Linked DNA regions of Homo sapiens: regions 1, 3 and 4 are each linked to region 2. Evidence: read pairs that join two places in POLR2A ChIA-PET (ENCODE). Cell type or tissue: OCI-LY7. All regions are shown on one strand. Region 1 overlaps STIM2 (stromal interaction molecule 2). Region 2 overlaps STIM2 (stromal interaction molecule 2). Region 3 has its middle 5.6 kb from the start of STIM2-AS1. Region 4 has its middle 30 kb from the start of STIM2-AS1.

Evidence for each region. Peaks named below come from ENCODE experiments on the same cell type or tissue, not always from the same donor. Only the 100,000 strongest peaks of a DNase experiment are listed, where the experiment ranks them.
Region 1: POLR2A ChIA-PET joins it to region 2 with 30 read pairs; 8 of 35 experiments call an interaction of 5 or more read pairs at or near these places.
Region 3: POLR2A ChIA-PET joins it to region 2 with 11 read pairs; 18 of 35 experiments call an interaction of 5 or more read pairs at or near these places.
Region 4: POLR2A ChIA-PET joins it to region 2 with 42 read pairs; 2 of 35 experiments call an interaction of 5 or more read pairs at or near these places.

The regions. Positions count from the first base shown.
Region 1 is chr4:26,878,096-26,883,095 of GRCh38, forward strand. The region is part of intron 1 of STIM2 (stromal interaction molecule 2); the gene reads left to right. Among named protein-coding and RNA genes, the nearest start is that of STIM2, 20 kb to the left of the region's middle. In OCI-LY7, no CTCF peak of the experiment used is centred here; no DNase peak of the experiment used is centred here; H3K27ac peaks cover 1,901 bases.
Region 2 is chr4:27,004,872-27,009,871 of GRCh38, forward strand. It overlaps STIM2 (stromal interaction molecule 2), which reads left to right. Exons shown (of 12, transcript NM_020860.4): 8 at 2,662-2,829; 9 at 3,557-3,657; 10 at 3,893-4,131. Among named protein-coding and RNA genes, the nearest start is that of STIM2, 150 kb to the left of the region's middle. In OCI-LY7, no CTCF peak of the experiment used is centred here; DNase peaks (open chromatin) are centred at 1,990, 2,726 and 4,820; H3K4me3 peaks cover 2,167 bases; H3K27ac peaks cover 4,676 bases.
Region 3 is chr4:26,852,472-26,857,471 of GRCh38, forward strand. It overlaps a transcript of TBC1D19 not described here. Among named protein-coding and RNA genes, the nearest start is that of STIM2-AS1, 5.6 kb to the right of the region's middle. RefSeq lists an enhancer at 4,747-4,846 and a silencer at 4,967-5,000. In OCI-LY7, no CTCF peak of the experiment used is centred here; no DNase peak of the experiment used is centred here; H3K4me3 peaks cover 997 bases; H3K27ac peaks cover 817 bases.
Region 4 is chr4:26,827,978-26,832,977 of GRCh38, forward strand. It overlaps a transcript of TBC1D19 not described here. Among named protein-coding and RNA genes, the nearest start is that of STIM2-AS1, 30 kb to the right of the region's middle. In OCI-LY7, no CTCF peak of the experiment used is centred here; DNase peaks (open chromatin) are centred at 334, 2,244, 3,664, 3,774 and 6 weaker places; H3K4me3 peaks cover 4,558 bases; H3K27ac peaks cover 5,000 bases.

The DNA.
Region 1 (5,000 bases), 130 kb before region 2:
GCACAAAGGGACTAAGACACTGCTCTGTTGGCAGCTATCAGCAACATCCTGTTCTATAGTGGATTCTTTTTTATATGTGCTAGGTTTGTGATGGGGGTGGAGAAGTTCTTGGTTTTCCTGGTCTACCCTCAGTCTTAGGTAGGGCTCGTAAGCCTGAGTCTTGAGAGTAGAACCTTTTCGGTCGTCCCTTCTCCCCCTAATCTTTCCCCTCCCATGGCAGCCAAATTTTGCCTTGTGACTGAGGTAGTACTTGGGACAGAGAGTTTTCTGTCCTTCCCCTAGCAGTAGTATACTTCTGATTAGTTTTGGTATGGGATCATGGGTCAGGAGGGTCTCTGTGTCCTTGAAGCATAGTAGGCTTTTACTTCTATCTCTCCCCTAGGAGCAGTGGATCTTTGCCTGGGCCTTGTGGGTGGGAGAGGTAATTACCTGCTTCTCCTAGTCTGTAATTGTCTCTCAGACTCTGACTAATCCTGATTTTTGGTATATCTCTTTTTCTTTTCCTTCCAGGTTTTGTGTTCTGTTCTCTTATTTAGCCACTGACTTGTATTCCCCATCTGTATTAGTTCATTTTCACACTGCTATAAAGATACTACCTGAGACTGGGTAATTTATGAACAAAAGGGGTTTAACTGACTCACATTTCCACCTGGCTTGGGAGGTCTCAGGAAACTTACAATCATGGCAGAAGGCGAAGGGGAAGCAAGGCACATCTTACATGGTGGCAGGAGAGAGAGAGCAAGAGCAAGGAAGTGCCACACTTAAAACTATCGGCTCTCATGAGAACTCCCTCACTATCATGAGAACAGCATGGGGGAAACTACCCCTGTGGGCCAGTCACCTCCCATCAGGATCCTCCCCCCACACATGAGGATTACAGTTGGGGGTCAGATTTGGGTGGGGACACAGAGCCAAACCTTATCACCATCTAACTTTTGACGTTATTTTAATATTTTCTTGCTGCTTTGTCTCCCCTGTCGTGTGCTCTTTTTGTATTGCATTCAGATTGACTCATCAGCCTGTAAGTAGGCCAGTAAACTTTTCAATTACTTTTGTGACTCAGAAACTTACCTATAATTCTAGTTAATCTACTTGACTATGTAGTTACTTAATTATGTAATCGACATGACAGCATAGATCTTCCATTTTTGTATAGTTTGTACCAAAAATCTCTAACGAGGATTTCATGGTTTCACTTAGTTGATTTCACAATCTAATGGTTGTGAAACTGTTAATCTTTTTTTTTTTTACCTGCCTGTGGTGAAGAATGCATAGTTTTGTAGAAGGATTATGGGATTGAGTCAGGTGACCTGGGATATTATACCATTTCTTTTATCTGCTTGTCTATTCAATTACAAAACATTTATTGAATACCTTTTTTATTCTGGGTGGTGAGATATTATTACTATGAATTCTGATAGCTTTACACAGTCATTGTGTTAAGTTTTTCATAGGTTCACATTTAATTCTCCCAACAACTCTATGAGAGCAGTAGGTATTATATGTAGTAATTATTTGAGGAAACCGAAGGACTATGTAAGTATCATGCCCATTATCTCATAGATAGTAAAGAGAAGCAAGCCTTCCACAAACATTAGTAATATTCCATCTCATGGATACTTCATAATATATGTAACTATTCCTTGTCATTAGAAACACACTTTAAGTTTTAGCTTTGTAAGTAATGATTCAGCCAGAGTCCTAAGAGGTATACTTGATTGTTCTGGGCCCTCATCGCCCACATTCTGACCTCCTGCCAGTAAATACTATGGGTTCTAGCCACCACATTATGTCTTGAGTTTCTCTGCTTTTTTCTATTTTCATTGCCATCACTCTGGTCTGGGCTACCATTCCCTCTTACTGGGATTCCTGCAGTACCTTCCTAACTTCTTGTTATCATTCTTTACCTTCTGCAGTCTAATCTCAGAAGTACACATAAGATAATTTTCTCCCCCCGCTTTAGAGGCTTATGTAATTATGATAGAATAGAAACCTTTTATGCTGGCCTGCAAATTGCTGCATGATCTGGCCCCTGTCTACCTTTGTAGCTTCATCTGTTTTTACCATTTCCATCTACCCAGCTTCCTTTCTGCTGCTGGAGTATGTGAAACTCTTTCTCTGTTTCTGGGCCCTGGCGCTTGAGGTTTCCCACATCTTGATTGTTCCTTCTCATCTTTTTGCATGTCTGGATGCAGTATATTTTTGGTTTTGTATTTTTTCAGGACTTTTTTTGGTGACTTCCTATAGGAGCAGGCTCTGTCTTTGCTGTCCCTGATAAACATACACGGTATTTTGTTAATTTCCTTTATAATACTTACAACCAGAAATTACATTTTAATATGCTTATTAACTTGTTATCTGTACTTATCCACAGAAATATAAGCTGTAAAAGGATTGGGCCCTTGTACTCATGTAGTATCTAGATAGTACACAGTGTCTCATAGGTAACTACATAAAACTTTTTGGATGAATGCCTTGGTTCATACCTTTTGTGCATAAACCTTCATATATATAAATATATATGTAAATATATATATAAATATATATGTAAATATATATATAAATATATATGTAAATATATATGTAAATATATATATATGTATATATATATCTAATTTTCTTTTTCCCGAGGATAGACAGCCAAATTAGAATTAAGCTAGAGGAAATATTTAATGCATTTTAAACCAGATACGGTAACTTAAAATGTTTTAGAAGTGATTTTTTTCAAAGATCTTAGAATTCTTAAAATTGGTACTTTGTTATTTTTATTTTATTCTTCTCTTGTATACATAGGTTCTCTTATTTTGAACTTGGAAAATATATGCAAGTGTAGACAAGAGAATAAAACAAATTTTACTCTTCAGAAAGAACCATTTTGGTATTGTTCTTTTCTATATGTATATGTAGTATTATTTTATGTAGTTGTGCTATGTTCTGAATATATGTGTCTCCTCAAAATTTATATGTTGAAACCTAAACCTCAAGGTGATGGTGGTACTAAGAGTTATAGCGTTTGGGAAGTGACTAGGTCATAAGGACAAAACCCTTATGAATGGGATTAGTGCCCTTATAAAAGAGGCCAGACGGGGGCTGGGCGCGGTAGCTCATGCTGGTAATCGCAGTTCTTTGGGAGGCCTAGGCAGGTGGATCATCTGAGGTCAGGAGTTTGAGACCAGCCTGGCCAATATGGTGACACCCCGTCTTTACTAAAAATACAAAAATTAGCCCGGTGTGGTGGTGCATGTCTGTAGTCCCAGCTACTTGGGAGGCTGAGGCAGAATAATGGCTTGAACTCTGGAGGCAGAGGTTGCAGTGAGCTGAGATTGCACTGCTGCACTCTAGCCTGGGCAACACAGTGAGACTCCATCTCAAAAAAAAAAAAAAAGCCACTTTTGCCTTTCCCTTCTGTCATGTAAGGATATAGCAACAAGGTGCCACCTGTAAAGCAAGAGAGCCCTCACCAGACACTGAATCTGCTGGTGCCTTTATCTTGGACTTCCCAGCCTTTAGACCTGTAAGCAAAAAAATTTCTGTTCTTTCTAAATTACCCAGTATAAAGTATTTTGTTATAGCAACCTGAGTGGACTAAGACAAGTTGCAATCCTTTTAGATGGAATTTTGCATCTTTTAAAAATCCAACGTATCCTGAGCTTTTTCTTAACTATTGAATGGAAGATATAAATTATTTCCTCATTGTTGGGTAGATTCTCATTGTTGGATAGTTTTCAGTTTTTCTTTAAAAAATATTGTTGTAGACATTTATTTGCCTAAATCTTTTCTCCACTGTGGATTTTAAGGGCAGCTTCCTAGAAGCATACTATTAAGTTAAAAGATATGTATATTTTACGGTTTAAAAAATATCTATTTGTATGTATTTACTGACAGATTGCTTTCTGGAAGGATTGTGTTTTTGAGTGCCCAATAGTGTTTTTATTGAAACAGAATCTTTGGTATTTTCAGTGAAATGTCATGTTTTTATTTCTTTGATTATTTAGAGTATGATTGGTTTCCCTTTTCTGTGTTGTTAAATACACTGTCCCTTGTAACTGGGGGTTGAGATTGCTCCAGCAAAAGATGTGTTAAACTAATGAGAAGATGAAGACTGATTCTTTTCTGACATTCTCTTATGGTGATTCTTGTAAAAATGTGCTATCATGAAAAGGGTTGAGCTTTCTATTAATAATAAGTTAATTGTGGTTTCATTTTTTCCAGTTTTGTAAAGTTTCAGTTGTTGCTAATTTTTTTTCCCCCAATTGTAATTCTACTCCTGATCTTAGCCAAAAGGCCAAGAAGCAATGCCCCCTTGTAATTCTGGTTTTATCTAGAAACCTAGTTTCTTAAATTTCTTTCTTTCTTTCTTTTTTTTTGTTTTTGTTTTTTGAGACAGGGTCTGGCTCTGTCACTCAGGCTGGAGTGCAGTGGTGCCATTGTAGCTCACTGCAACCTCTGCCTCCCAGGCTCAAGTGATCCTCCTGCCTCAGTCTCCCTAGTAGCTGGAGGTGAATTCAGGCATGTGCCACCATACCCAGCTAATTTTTGTATTTTTTGTAGGGACAGGATCTCCCTATATTGCCCAGGTTGGTCTTGAACTCCCAGGCTCAAGCAGTCCTTCTGCCTTGACCTCCCAAAGTGCTGGTATTACATGAGCCACGGTACCTGGCCCATTAGTCTCTTCTTATGGCTTCAACTACTATATGTAAATCCAGGTGCTATCTGTGTGTCTTTTCTTGTTTCCTTTTCTTTCTTTTTTTTTTTTTATTGAGATGGAATCTCCCTCTGTCACCCAGGCTGGAGTGCAGTGGCGCGATCTCAGCTCACTGCAACCTCCGCTGCCTGGGTTCAAGTGATTCTCATGCCTCAGCCTCCCGAGTAGCTGGGACTACAGGCATGCGCCACCATACCTGGCTAATTTTTTTTTTTTTTTTGTATTTTTAGTAGAGACGGGGTTTCACCATATTGGCCAGGCTTGTCTCGAACTCCTGACCTCCGGTGATCCGCCC
Region 2 (5,000 bases):
GTATGCTACACACATTGCCAGTGGTTTGCTCATAAATTTTAATCCTCACAACACATAGGTATTATCTTCATTTACAAATGAGCTGTGTAGAGAGGCTAGATAACTTACTTGCCTTGGGTTACACAGCTATTAACTGGTAAAGGCAAGGTTTTGCGTGTCATATTCCAAAGTCTGTGTCTTCTTATACTGCTATTAAAAGCTTTGCTTGTAGAAATAAGTTTAACTGAGAAATGATGTATAATATGACATAACCCACAATTCCACGTAGTTCAAGGAATTACTGTATTTTGTCTGGAGAATAATCAACATAAATTTAGAAGTCAGGAAAATCTGGTATGTTTTTTATATAGTGTTATTTTTCCTAGAACAGAGACTTTGGGTGACTAATAGTACTGCTTTATGTTTTGTGTGATTTAAGTAGTTTTCACAAATTAATTTCTTAGAAAAAGTCTCAGGAAGCCTTTAATCAGGGCAAGTGATAATACCCCTATTATACGTGAGACAATAAGCCTTAGGAACTTACTGAAGGTTACAGAGATGAAAAATAATACAGTTGGGTCTAGAAAAGAAGTTTTCAGATGTTTAGGCTGTTTTTGTGACATCATGTTTTTACTTACTGTTGTTTTATTCCAAAGATACAAAAATCATGTAAATAATTATTACATTTTAAACAGTTATTTATTGTTTGCAAAAGCTGTTTATTACTCAATTTTTTCTGTGTTCATTCCCCTGTAAACAACAATGTGATTTAAACTAAGGGTTGGGATTTAGATCAAATGAAACATTCATGAGTAATAGCAGAGAAAACAGTTAAATAGTTGCCACTATTGGAAGGTCAGACTTTCCACAGGTTTGAGTCATTATTTGGCAATCAATCTGAACATTGTTCAGCTTCAATTTATGCTAAAAATATGTAAGTAGTTTTTATGTTAAATGTGTTTCCTTTGAGCTCTTTTAGGGGAAATACATTTATGGAAATATTAAGAAAAATCTATGATTAAAGAGAGTAACTTGAATGAATTTTGTTGAGATTCTCTGTATAATTCCTTGGAAGTGAAAATTGTATAGAAATTTTAGCTTTAAAATCTTCTGAGAAGAAGGGCTTGCGGACTTACATTTTGTGGTGTTATGCAGGTCTGCATGAACCTGAGCTTAAATTTTATCTCCCTGAGAGATTAGCAGGGACGCCACACAGCTTACCCAACTGACTTATTAAACACAGTATTGTCCCAAGCCATTGCAGTTAGTTATGTAGGCAGATGTTGCTCGGGATTTGTTTGCAGTGAGTTAGTGCTCTTCCCCTTACTTTAATGTGTCTTTTTGAACTGTCACCTAGTGTTGCATTGTGAATTTTGTTTTTAATTTTGGAATCTTAAAATATATTTTTCTACGTAATTCTTTGTTTTCACACTAACTGACAGCTGTTCTATTTCTTTATCAGAAGTTTGTGTATAGTACTCTTGTTGGTTTATTCTGGCACACTATAAAGTTTATTCAAATAAGTTGGGTTTGTTCAGATCAAACATTCCTTTGCTCTTCAGTGTCCTTAGTTAGCTTTGGGGAAAATTAATCTGCGGGGTGGTGCTCGACACGCAGGATGCTCCGTAGTCGCTCGTAGCTTTGCCTCAAGGTCTTGAGTGTGAGTGTATGTGCACAATTTCATAATTACATCCTGTGTCTTTATATATCTTTAGTTTGAAAGCTCTTGCTAGTTTTTAAGTAAATCATTCCAAGAATGAATTATCTATTCCTTTTGTGTCTTTCCTTAGTGAGGCTTTCCTTATGATACTTTTTCTTAGCACTTATCACCTAACCACCAAGCATTTTTGTTTTTTCTCTGCTTATTGTCTGGCTCCATTAAAGGGCAGGTGGAAGAAATACTATGACATCGTTATACTGAAGACTATGCATAGTTTCTCATGAGAAAAATCAAGTAGACTCTCAGAATCTGTTTTCTCAAAATCTGTACATGCTCTGCAGATGTTCACTTAGCTAGTTTCTGGTGTATTCAAAGCAGTGAATTATGTAGCGGAAGTGGTAAAACAGACAATAATAGGCAGATATACTTGGAAACAGTAAGAAATAACTGGCCATAAAGAGGATGTCATGAAAAACTACAGAAAAATACAATTTTTAAAAAGTGAGTATATAGTGAAGGAGCTACAGTAGGCTCTTCTGGAAACATTAGGAGGAGGAGTAGAACGTGTATCCACCCAATTTTGGACATTTCTTTATATAATACTTCATAAATGAAATATGCATTATGGGAAAAATATGATCAGTTTTAATTTGTATATACCCTTGACTTTTTTTTCCCCCTCAGTGAGTCTGGTTTTCATAACATACAAAACTAAATATTGCAACTTAAGATATAAATAAGCCCTCTCTACCCTCCTTCACAACTTTGCTTAGTGGATTTAAGATGCACTTGAAGCTCAGCCTTCATTTTTTTTTTTTTTTTGAGACGGAGTCTCGCTCTGTTGTCAGCCTTAATTTTAATGCTAGAAATCTACTGTATTTAGACTTTGCAGTTTAAAACGATGTTTACAAAGAGCATAATTAAAATAGCTTTTTTTTTTTTTTAGTTTGGGTTCTAAAAAATATTTTAATCCTTCCTTCCTCCCTCTCTCCTTTCTTGCCTCCTTCCTTTCCTTCTTCTAGGTTCGCATGGCTCTGAAAAAGGCCGAAAAAGAATTTGAACTGAGAAGCAGTTGGTCTGTTCCAGATGCACTTCAGAAATGGCTTCAGTTAACACATGAAGTAGAAGTGCAATACTACAATATTAAAAGACAAAACGCTGAAATGCAGCTAGCTATTGCTAAAGATGAGGTACTCTCTTGTATTTCAAAATTTACTAAATTTGTTTCTTAGGCTGCATTCTTAGAGGGATTACTCAGCTGGGATACACAGATCTGAATAAAAGTTTTATTATTACAGATTCTTTTTTCAAACTGGAACTTATTGTGTAAATAGACTCTAGTAATCATAAGCTTTAAATTAAAATTACTGCATTTGGAGAAGTGTATACTTTTCAAAGTGACCTTAGTGATTTAAACATTATTCTTTTTTATCATTATCATAAAAGTTTTATACAGAGCTTTTTTCCTCTAGGTTGCTGCTTCATATCTGATTCAGGTTAGTAGTTACTGGAAATTAACTTTGACACTTAAATTGTGTGGAATGAGAATAAGTCTTAATCTGAATTCTAGCCAAAAAATTTAAAAGCTTAGTTCACTCACTAGCACCATTGTAGTATAATATAGCTAATGTTCTTCTGTTACTTTTAGTACAAGATTCGGGTCTTCCTGAACCATAGAAATAAGAGAAAAATTCTCCAGAATAAAGTTTTGAATTACATCGATTGGCTTAGGAAAGCACGTTTTCTCCCTCATCTGTTTTCTTTTTTGGAATGCAGGGATATCTTGGCTAGTAATTCTCTACTGGTTTTATGATTGCTAATATATTCAAAACCAAAACAAACTTTATTATGTTATATATACAAAAATGTCTGTATTTTTTTCAAACCTAGCCTTATTTAGTCCTTTTCGGTTTCTAGGCAGAAAAAATTAAAAAGAAGAGAAGCACAGTCTTTGGGACTCTGCACGTTGCACACAGCTCCTCCCTAGATGAGGTAGACCACAAAATTCTGGAAGCAAAGTAAGAATGTTGTTTTCACTTTTATTTGATTTATGTTTATTGTGTTAAAATGAGTAATTTGTGAACAATTTATATTTATCATTTATATAATTACATAATTTACATTAGTTTTAAGAGTGGGTTATTTCTTCTTGAAATTAGTTAATTGCCATGGTCTGTTCATGTATTGCCTTTTTTCAGTGCCATATTAAAGACCTTTTGATGCAGTAAGTAATTTCTTTATTGGCTTTTCCAGGAAAGCTCTCTCTGAGTTGACAACTTGTTTACGAGAACGACTTTTTCGCTGGCAACAAATTGAGAAGATCTGTGGCTTTCAGATAGCCCATAACTCAGGACTCCCCAGCCTGACCTCTTCCCTTTATTCTGATCACAGCTGGGTGGTGATGCCCAGAGTCTCCATTCCACCCTATCCAATTGCTGGAGGAGTTGATGACTTAGATGAAGACACACCCCCAATAGTGTCACAATTTCCCGGTAAGTGGCAATTTCAACAAAAATTGTTGGTACAGGTTTTAAAGTAATTTTCTCCTATGTCCTTTTAGGAATCATGTACTTCGAAATCTGTGAGAAAAAATTGGGTTTATCCTTCATTTTCTCTTTCTTTTTGTTAGTAATTTAAATATTTACTATTTGAGAATACCATATGCAATGCATATATCAATACTTTGTGTATATTTATATTATATATTTATACACACACTTTAAAGAAATCTGAATGCTTTATAAATTTGATTATTAAGTGTTTATTTGAGCAACTGTTATATATAACATTATATTGTTGAATATAAGACTTTTTTTAAAACATTGCTTGTAATTAAATTGAAATGAGGAGTCATATAAAAACATAATTGACAGTAAAGATAGCACACTATAAATGCCAAATCAGTGTGGGAATGAAGTGCTGAGCATTCAGGGAAAATATCCTTTCAAATGGCCGCTTAATGTATAGTAGGAATAAAAATTAGGGGAAGATCTTGGAAACAGGGATTTGAATCCTAGCTCTACCACTAACTAACTCCAGGTATGTACTTGTATTATTTTGCTGGTTTTACTTCTCTGGTTTGACAGCAGACAGTTAATGCAAGGAGAGTGAGGCGGCACTCAACTCTTAAAAGAGGCAGGAAGAGTGGACAGATTGTAAATACAGCAAAACTAGAAGTGTGTGACTGCATTCATTTCACTTGCTCCACACTGCAAGGTCATGACGGTTGCAAAGTTATGTCTAGATCTGGGCCAGCTCTGCAGTTAGAATATTCTCAGTTTGTATTTGTTTATTTGAATTATATGCACTTAAGCTTGCCAAATGCAACACTGATTCATAAGTACACGCTTTTGTTTGAAAA
Region 3 (5,000 bases), 150 kb before region 2:
CATTGAGCCCGAGAAGTCAAGGCTGCAGTGAGCTGTGATTGTGCCACTGTACTCCAGCCTGGGTGACAGGGCGAGACCCTGTCTTAAATAAATAAATAAATATCAATCCTGTTGATTCTACCTTCAGAATTTACCAAGAAGTCCACCCCCGCCCCTTTTGTTTTTTGAGATGGAGTCTCACTCTGTCACCCAGGCTGGAGTGCAGTGGTGCGATCTTGGCTCACTGCAACCTCTGCCTCCCGGGTTCACACCATTCTCCTGCCTCAGCCTCCCGAGTAGCTGGGATTACAGGCGCCTGCCACCATGCCCAGCTAATTTTTTGTATTTTTAGTAGAGACGGGGTTTCACCGCGTTAGCCAGGATGGTCTCGATCTCCTGACCTCATGATCCACCTGCTTCGGCCTCCCAAAGTGCTAGGATTACAGGCGTGAGCCACTGCACCCGGCCGGATTCTACCACTTTTAACCATCACTTCTGCCACTATTCTGGCCTAAACTACATCATCTCTTGTCTGGACTGTGCAGCAGCCTCCGCAATGGCGTCCCCGCTCCTACCATGAAGCAACCAGAGCGATCCTGTAAACACATATGTCAGATGCCATGATTCTACTCAAAACCTTTCAGTGTTTCCAAACTCATTCAGAGGAAAAAGCTGTAAGAGCCCTGCATGTTCTGGCCCCTATCACTTTTCTTTCATTATCCACTATTTTCTCTGTCAGATACTCTAGCTAGATCGATCTCACTGGTATTTGTGAACAAACCACATACATCCTTTCCCCAAAACTTTTCTGTGGGCTGAAATCCTCTCTCCCCAGACATCTGTACAATTCTCTCATTTTGTTCAGGTCAAAAGTTATCTCCCCCCTTCCAGCTCCCCACCCACTTAGCACTTATCATTATCTAATATACAACATATTTTACTTTTTCATCTCCCATATTTTCAGCTTCCCAATTAGAATATAAAATTCCATCAAAGCAGACATTTTCTTTTCTTATTGTCACATAGTAGCGGGCCCAATAAATTTGGCTAAATAGCACTACTTTGTCCCAGTTAGAGAAACAACTTTTTTTTTTTGTTTGTTTTTGAGACAGAGTCTCGCTCCGTCGCCCAGGCTGGAGTGCAGTGGTGCGGTCTCGGCTCACTGCAATCTCTGCCTCCCAGGTTCAAGCCGTTCTCCTGGCTCAGCCTCCTCAGTAGCTGGTATTACAGGTGTGCACCACCATGCCTGGCTAATTTTTGTATTTTAGTAGAGATGGAGTTTCACCATGTTGGTCAGGCTGGGCTCGAACTCCTGACCTCATGATCTGTCCAGCTCAGCCTCCCAAAGTGCTGGAATTACAGGCGTGAGCCACCGCGCCTGGCCAAGAAACAACTTTTAAAATCTGATCTTCTTTCTTTCGTATTTACAATAATGCTCTGGGAATGTGCTCATCCGTAATTCAAACATCCACATTTCCAGACTTTCTGTTTTCCTTCGTTTCCATATCAGAAGGCTTGTCCTCAAACTCTCTTTTACTTATTCTTCTTCCTCATTGCAAACACATTCTGAAACACCTTTGTGTAAATATAAACACGTCAAGACAAACGCCTGATTTTACCATCTCCTGGCAGCTACACTATGTGAAATATGAGATCATTTCTTCACTTGACATTAAATTTTGAGGCAAGAACATCTTGAAATAAACTATTTCCTTAAAATGATTTAACTATACCAGAGACTGTGGAACCAGAATTTCATGGTGACAGATATTTTTAAACAATTAACAAAGCATAAATAAATAAAAGAAATACATATCTGTTTGGTGCTATTGTATGGCTGTGAGCTCCTTGGATTCTGGACTAGAAATTATCTTACTAATTTTTGATCTTAGCACCTAATATAGTACCCGACCCTAAAATGCATTCAATATTTGATGTATGAACACAAACGGCTTCTCTTAGTTCACAATGCCTTGGCTCTCCTATGTCTTTGCCATTATCATAAATTTGAACCCAGCTTATGTGCCTCCCTGGATTTACTTGGTAATAGTTTTATGTTGAATGCTACTATTACTATCCAGGAACTTTACACCATAACAGCATCCTTACAGGTTGCAGAAGGGATGTTTCAATCTTCCTTGGAGCGTGACTTGTTGAGCTCTGTGGCTGCCTTGGTGGTAGGGGCCAAGATGTGATGTTCCCCTTGCTCCAGGTCTCTCATGCTGCTTTAGGGCACAACTTTAATAATGCCTGGTTAATGCCTTGAATCTCCAGCCTTTTTTTTTTTTTTTTTTTTCCTCTGGGGCTTCCCTTTTGTTACAGAGGTGGTAGACGCTCCTGGGATACTGCAGGCTGCAGGTGGACAGTGGCACCCATTCACTTGCTGGCTTAGCTCATGCATGGATAATGCCACTGCTGTTCAGGGATCTGGCTTCTCTGGCAGCTGCCTGGAGCGGCAGGTGGCATGACTGAAAAGTGCGGGCGAGTTTGCATCTCCTGCAGAAACCTTTGACTGATGGGAGCCAAAAGTTCCATTTTTCTCCCTTCTTCTCGCACTGTTCCAAAACAGAGTGGTCTCCACTATGGAGGCATCGTGAGAGACTGAGCAGCCAGCTCAGTGGTGCATCACCTGGATATTTTTCTGCCTCCTTCTGTGCGTGGCTCATGTCTCCCTTCCCCTTACTTCTGCTTCACTGGGGTTGAAGGAATTGTTGAAGGAAATCCTACTCTCTAAGGAACTGTTATATGGGCCTTTGCATCGGGTCCTATTTTCTAGAGAACTTTTGACTGTCACTTTAGGCATATGGCCCTGTAAAGACTTCTGTGTACGTACCTTTGTTGTATGTGCTCTTGTAGATTGTTCGTGTATTCTTTTTTTCTACTTTCCTTTTTTGCACAATTCAACTCAAAACGAGCTCTTGTTTTTCATACCTTAAGGGTTTAAATAATAATAGCTAACTATGCACCAGGCAGCTTTACAATCATTTTTACTTTACAACAACCCTCTATCTAGGTATTAGCATAAGGACCTGGTTTTACTGGAACAAAAATACCGGAGTTCCTCACCTTACGAAGGGTTTTCGTTTCAGATGGGTGTACTTGGGTGTACTTATGGCCATTTTTTTTATACATTCAAACTTAAGGAGTTGAAATTTCCAGTCCCTGGATGGATTTTCCACAAAGAAGAGGGAGGTGGGCAGCCCTTTGAAGCTTTTAAACAGGCCCACTTTTCTTCTCCTTGCTGATATATGTTTCTGTGGCATCTTTTTCTAAAGTAGGTGTTTTGTATACTTTAAGATTGAAAGTAGGTAATTCCTTTTTAGATAATCTCTTCAAGTGCTGTAGGGAACCCCTTGGCAGCTTCCTGCCTCATAATTCACAGACATTATGAATGTTTTTAAAATTAATTTTTAATTGACAAATATTGTGTATATTTATGGAGTACAATGTTTTGAGCTATATGTACATTGTAGAACAATTCAACTGAGCTAACATATCTATTATCTCACTGACTTAACCTTTTTTGTAGTGACAATGTTAAAAATCTATCTTTTTAGCAATTTTGAAATAGACATTAACTGTGGTTATTGTGAAGTACAATAGATCACTCAAACATATTCCTCCAGTCTAACAGTAACCTTATACCCTTTGGTCAGCATCTTCCCTTTCCCCATCCCTCGCCCCATTCACACTTACCAGCCTCTGGTAATCACCTTTATACTGTTTCTATGAGATGAACTTTTTTTTAGATTCCACATATGTGGGGTCATACAATGTTTGTTTTTCTACGCCTGGCTTATTTCACTTAGCCTAATGTCCTCCAGTTCCACCCATGTTGCAGTGAATGAAGAATTTCCTTCTTTTTTAAGGCTCTATAGTATTCCACTGTGTGTATATATACCCTATTTTCCTTATCCATTCATCTGTTGATGGACATTTAGTTTGCTTCCATATCTTGGCTATTGTAAATAATGCTGAAATGAACATGAGAGTGCAGATATCTCATTGACATACTGATTTCCATTCCTTTGGATATATACTCAGAAGTGGGATTGCTGGATCATATGATAATTCTATTCCTAGTTTTTTAGGAACCTCCATACTACTTTCCAAAATGGGTATACTAATTTACATTTCCACTAACAGTATACCAGGGTTTCCTTTTCTCCACATCCTCATCAACACTTATTTGTCTTTTTGATAATAGCCATCATTTTCTCACCATTTTCAATTGTTATGATCTTTACTTTAGCTCCATCACAATTCTAGTCCTCTTTTTGTGGAAAATGTCAACATTCCTGCTGCTTCAGCATCTGTCAGTTATCATGTGATCAATAATATTCATGTAACACCTCAAATTAAGCAGTATAGAGCAAACACATCCTATTTAATAATATAAACGACTCACCCCACACGCCCTCTGATTGCACCGGGCTTTAGCGGGCAAAGTTAACTCGCTTCTGTTGAGCGGCTTTTAAAAAACTATGTTAGTTAAATCTAGAGTTTTTAACTCCCTATCCTGGATGCAAGACACTTAAAAAGACTTCCTTCCTCTGCTCCCAGAGAAAGCAGCAATAAAATTTTCCACCTTCACTACACCACTTGAGGACTATCTCATGTTTTATTGGGTTTAGGGAGGAAGGGTCTTGCTAATGAGTTACTTCCACGGTGTCACTTCTATTCCTAGTGCTTTATTAAACAATTTGAGGACCCCATTTTTATGCTAGGGCTTCATTGATCGAATGGAGCCATCACATTGTCTATATCACTTTAGAGGTGTTTCCAAAGTTCTCAGCACCTCGAGTCCCTTGTTAGCGTTTGTCGAGAGTCAGCGGGAAAACTCGATACCTAACAGCGTTTCCACCGAAGGCAGCTCTCTGAGGGGCTTCACCATCAAGAGCAAGCGAACCAGGCTGGACCACCCTGCTGGGTCTGTCCCGACATTCCAGGGCCACGCAGGGAAGTCAAAGACGGGAAGGAGAAGATCAGTGGGAGGGCGAGGCGCCGGAATTCCCCACTTC
Region 4 (5,000 bases), 180 kb before region 2:
CTCGTTTGGCAGATGCTTTGACAGCTATGGGGTTAAAGGGTAGATGGAAACTGTCCAGAACCGCCAGTCAGAACTCCCCAGCTCTGGCCCTGACTCTGGCTTTCCTTAGGCGTGTAGTCCCCAGGAGGCTTATGAAGTGCTCTGAGCCTTGATTTCCCCTTCTATTAAATGGGCTTGTCAGAGGACCAACAGGCTGTGAGTTTGAACACAAGGGATGCCCATTCTGATCACCACCCTTAGGTAGACTTAAAGTATGTCATTGAAGAACATGAATTTCAGCCTCTTAGGCTCCAGCTTCAACTGCCTTAGAAGGAGGCAACATGACCTGTGAACTCTAGCTTGGCCTAAAGGAGGCTCTTCTGGTAGCCTTGCTAGAACTCCGTTACTGGAGCAGAGCCAAAAAGAAAGTACTGAGACAACTTTGGCTGTTTCATAGAATGTTGGAGCTGGTAGTTTTGTGTTGAAAGGTTATCAAAAGGAGACCATTTTGTCATTTCCAAATCATCTTTGGACTAGCCTGTGCTTGAATGGTAAAATACTTGATGAAATGACATTTTTAAAACTTCTAAGACACTGCTCCCCAAATCTATGCACGTCCAAGTATAGTGCAGTAAAGTAAAGCGGTTGAGAGTGTGGGCTCGGGAGCACCCCCATCTTCAAATCCTGCTTTTGCCACTTATTAGCTGTGTGACCTTGAACAAATTACTTGACCACTCCGTGCATCAGTTTCTTCATTGGTAAATAGGGATAATAAAAGTACCTACCTTCTAAGACTGTAAGGAAACCCTGATAAATTAACAAATACAAAGGACTTAGCACAGTGCCTGGATGTTGTAAGTGCTGTGTTTAACGTTAGCCCTTACACTAGGGCTTGGTCATTGGTAGGCACTGAGTACATGTTAGATTTTACTGGACTGTTTTAGATGGTGGAGGCTGTGATGCAGGAGAATGGAAAGAACTCAGGAAGGGAGATTAGGACAAATCCATTTAGTTTATATTCCTTAGTCACTGTATTTACAACTTTTATCAAACCAATTATCTTTCTTAAGAGCTATGGACTTTGCTTGGGCATCCACAGATGCCCAGAACTCAAGATTGGAAGGAAACATGAAGCTCAAATAACAAGTAATTAGAAGGAGCTCACTTTGAAAAATATGTTTGCTTTCAAATGGAGCTTTAAATGAGCTCATGGGAAGTTTATTATAAAACGGTTGCCTGCACCAAATGCCTTAATGGGAAAAACCTTATCGCAGTTCAGTTGTTTAAATAATACACAGACCATGTCCCTCCTGAGTCTCTGTTCTCGCTGTGGGAGTCAAAGTTTCTTTGAATGTCCCAAAGTATTCCAAAGCAATCACAAAAACACATTTCAGATTTAGAAGGGAATTTAGAAATCTCTCATCGTAAGCCCTCTATAGCTGAAGAAACATCCCCAAAGGGCTAGAATGATTTGCCCAAGGCCACTTAGCAACTGGCTAAGCTCAAATCAACACCCACTTCTTTAACTCCTATTTCAGGGCCTTTTCCTCTAACTCATCTTCAGTCTTGGGTAGGTGTTAGGGAGGAAAGGAAGCTGCTGCATGAAGATGTGGAATTTTCCCATTTTTCCCCTCTCTCACACAGAAAAAGGGATAAATTGATCACATACCTACAGAAACAATTATAACTGAGCTGAGAAAGTGTCTAGGCTAAGCAATGAATCTGAATCACCAAGTCTTCAAAGTAAAAGTTTATTAGAGGCAGGTAAGGTTTGTTCATTTGTTTTTTACCTCATCAGGACTAAAACCTGTTGCTATGTTGAGTCCTGGCAGCTTTTTGTGATACATGTGGACAAAGAGCATGGCTGACCATCTAGCAGTGGGGTTTTGCATTCCCGGAATGACTTTAGTAAGCAACGTAAACTGATATAGGTGTCAGCCCAGTGTGCTCTGGTAAGACAGGGCTCTCCAGTGGGGAGGCATCTTACCTTCGGGGAATGGCAATGGCTTCTGCACCCCTTCCATGCCTATAAAAGAGTCCAGGAGCCATCAGGAGCTGGATTTGAGGGATTAGGGCCTTAGTGATTTGTCCATTCCATCGGGTTATGGTTTCCTGACCCACAGTGTCCATGGCCCATAAAAGTGTAAGAAGTTGAGCCTACCAGAGCCATACTCAACCTCACATTTGAATTTGGAGGAAGATTACATAACTGTTTACTCAACTTGACTGGCACTTGCAAATTACCCCCCCTTTTTGCCTTTGAATAAGTAATGCGTATATGCAAACAATAAACACCCTTGAATGACCAGGACTCTTGAGCACTGTGGGAGACTCTACTGGGTGGTTCCCAGCTCCCATCTTTAACTTAGCTGGGTTATCTTCATATTGCTTTAGTTCCTTTAAGTGTAGGTGACATCCCACCTCTGCAGACTTGATGTTCCTGCAAAACCAGTGTCATTGCACACTACTAGTGGGGAGATGGAACTGAAAGGGATCAAGACCTTGTAATTAGAAGTGGGGCGGGGCTGGGGTGCTAACAGAACTCTCAGAGTTACACAGTGTTTGCATATTTCTGGGATTTTTTTCCCGTCTGACCTCTGCAGTTATCTTCTGTTACTGGGTATCTCCTAACCACCAGATTGAAGCTTCTACAATTCAGAGGCTCTCAAAGTTTTGGTTTCTGCCTATGATTACAAAGAACCAGGGCCCAAACTGGCATCTTTGACCTGAAAACTCTTTAAGGCTTCGTGTTTTATAAAATAAAGTGATTGAGATGTGATTGTATGAATGCTGGAACTGTCCTAACACCTCCTGTGTTCCTGTCCTCAAACTGGTTAATGCCTGGAGTTCTGCCTATAGAGACTCATCCTTCAGTAAAGGAGTAATTTGCCTGGACTGAACACGCTAGCCTCAGACCTCTGCGAGCTCTTGAAACTATACACACAGTTTGAGTGAAGTGTATATGCCCATTTTTAGCCCTGAGGAGAGGATATTTAGATCTTTGCAGATACCCAAAAGGGTCTATAACTCACCAAAAGCTTAAGAGTGATTGCTTTTTCCAATAAATTGTTTTAAGTGATTTATTATTTAGGTTGCATGTGGACATACACGCAGACACAAATTTCATATATCACAAAGAGGGCCAACTGGAAACTTTGCCTAAGGTTTTCTCTAGGGAAAAAACCTCTATAATCTTATTTTTTTCCTATTTTAATTGAAAATAAAATCTGTATACTTATGAGGGAGATGATCACACTGCAGATGCTATGTCTCCATTTTCATCTTCAAAAATAAGGAGGCCTGGTGCAGGACTGATGGGAATTCTGAAACTGACTCTGAGAAATGCAATCTCTTAAAGCAGCGGTCATCAAACTTTTCTCAGAAGAGTTAGATAGTAAATATTTTAAGCTTTGCAGGACAGGTGATCTCTGCGGCAACTACACAACTCTGCTGTTACAGTAAAAAGAAACAAAAAAGGCAGCTGTAGACAATATGTAAACAGATGAGTGTGATGGGCTTTCAATAAAACCTCATTTGCAAAACCAGGTGGAAGGCCAGATGTGACCCATGGCAGCAGTTTGCTAATCCCTTTATTTTCCTTTTTCTTTCTTTCTTTTTCTTCTTTTTTTTTTTTCTTTTTTTTTTTTTGAGACGGAGTCTCTGTTGCCCAGGCTGGAGTGCCATAGCGTGATTTTGGCTTACTGCAAGCTCGGCCTCCTGAGTTCAAGCGATTCTCCTGCCTCAGCCTCTCAAGTAGCTGGGACTACAGGTGCATAGGTGCATGCCACCACGCCTGGCTAATTTTTTTGTATTTTTAGTAGAGACGGGGTTTTACCGTGTTAGCCAGAATAGTCTCAATCTCCTGACCTCGTGATCTGCCCACCTCGGCAGATCAAAGTGCTGGGATTACAGGCTTGAGCCACCACACCCAGCAGCTAATCCCTTTCTTAAAGGTTTAAGGATGCTATTGATTGAAATTGGTAAGGCTCCCATATCTGCCATGTTCATGATGTGTACCAACTTCAAGCTGCTTTGCAAAAACAAAATACCTGATCGTATTGTCCTGTTGGTTGTTGTGTTGAAATGAAAATAATTTCAACAAATATTTCCACATGCTGGGCAAGCTGTGGGTGATGTTAAACACCTAACAGTTAAAATCAAGAACTCCACATGCCAAATCTTCCCAGGGGATAAGACAAAAATAAAACTATATTCTTTAAACTATGATTTGTCTTTTCATGCAACTCAAGGAAATCAGATTTTTTGGCAAATGAGTGCAGTAAAACAATCCTTTTGCCCTAAGGCCTCACTCTGGGTGGGAAATCCTTCCCTGATCCTCCACAGGTAGAATTCTGTTTTTTCTGGAAACCGGATACCTTTTAGAATCATAGACTCTGGCATTGCAAACACATGCATGTTGGGCCTGCCAGGCTTCAGGCTGTGGCTTGTCCAACTGGGGAGAAAAAAAGAAAATATAATGCTCCAGAAGTCTACAGCTCCTTTCCTTTTCAAGACAAAAGAGTAGAAACACCGGTCCTCTTATTACTTGTCACATTTGGAATAATTAGACATTCTATCTTCCTGTTTAATGTTTAGTTTTACATGCTGTCTGGTTAGAACATTTCATATGTGTACAATAACATCTAGTGAGGTTTTAACAAATGACTTCAGAGGAAAAAGAGGAAGGAGCTGGACTGGACACCAAATGAATGAAAGGCTACCAAAAAGTTCATCAAAATCAAAACCACTCTTCTGGATGAAAACATACCCCCTCGACTATAATCCCATCACTTTGGGAGGCTGAGGCAGGCAGATCACTTGAGGTCAGGTGACCAGAGACCAGCCTGGCAAACATGGCAAAACCCCATCTCTACTAAAAATACAAAAATTAGCTGGGCTTGGTGGCATGTGCCTGTAATCCCAGCTACTAGGGAGGCTGAGACAAGAAAATTGCTTGAGTCCAGGAGGTGGAGGTTGTAGTGAGCCGAGATTGAGCTACCGCACTCTGGCCTGGATGAGAG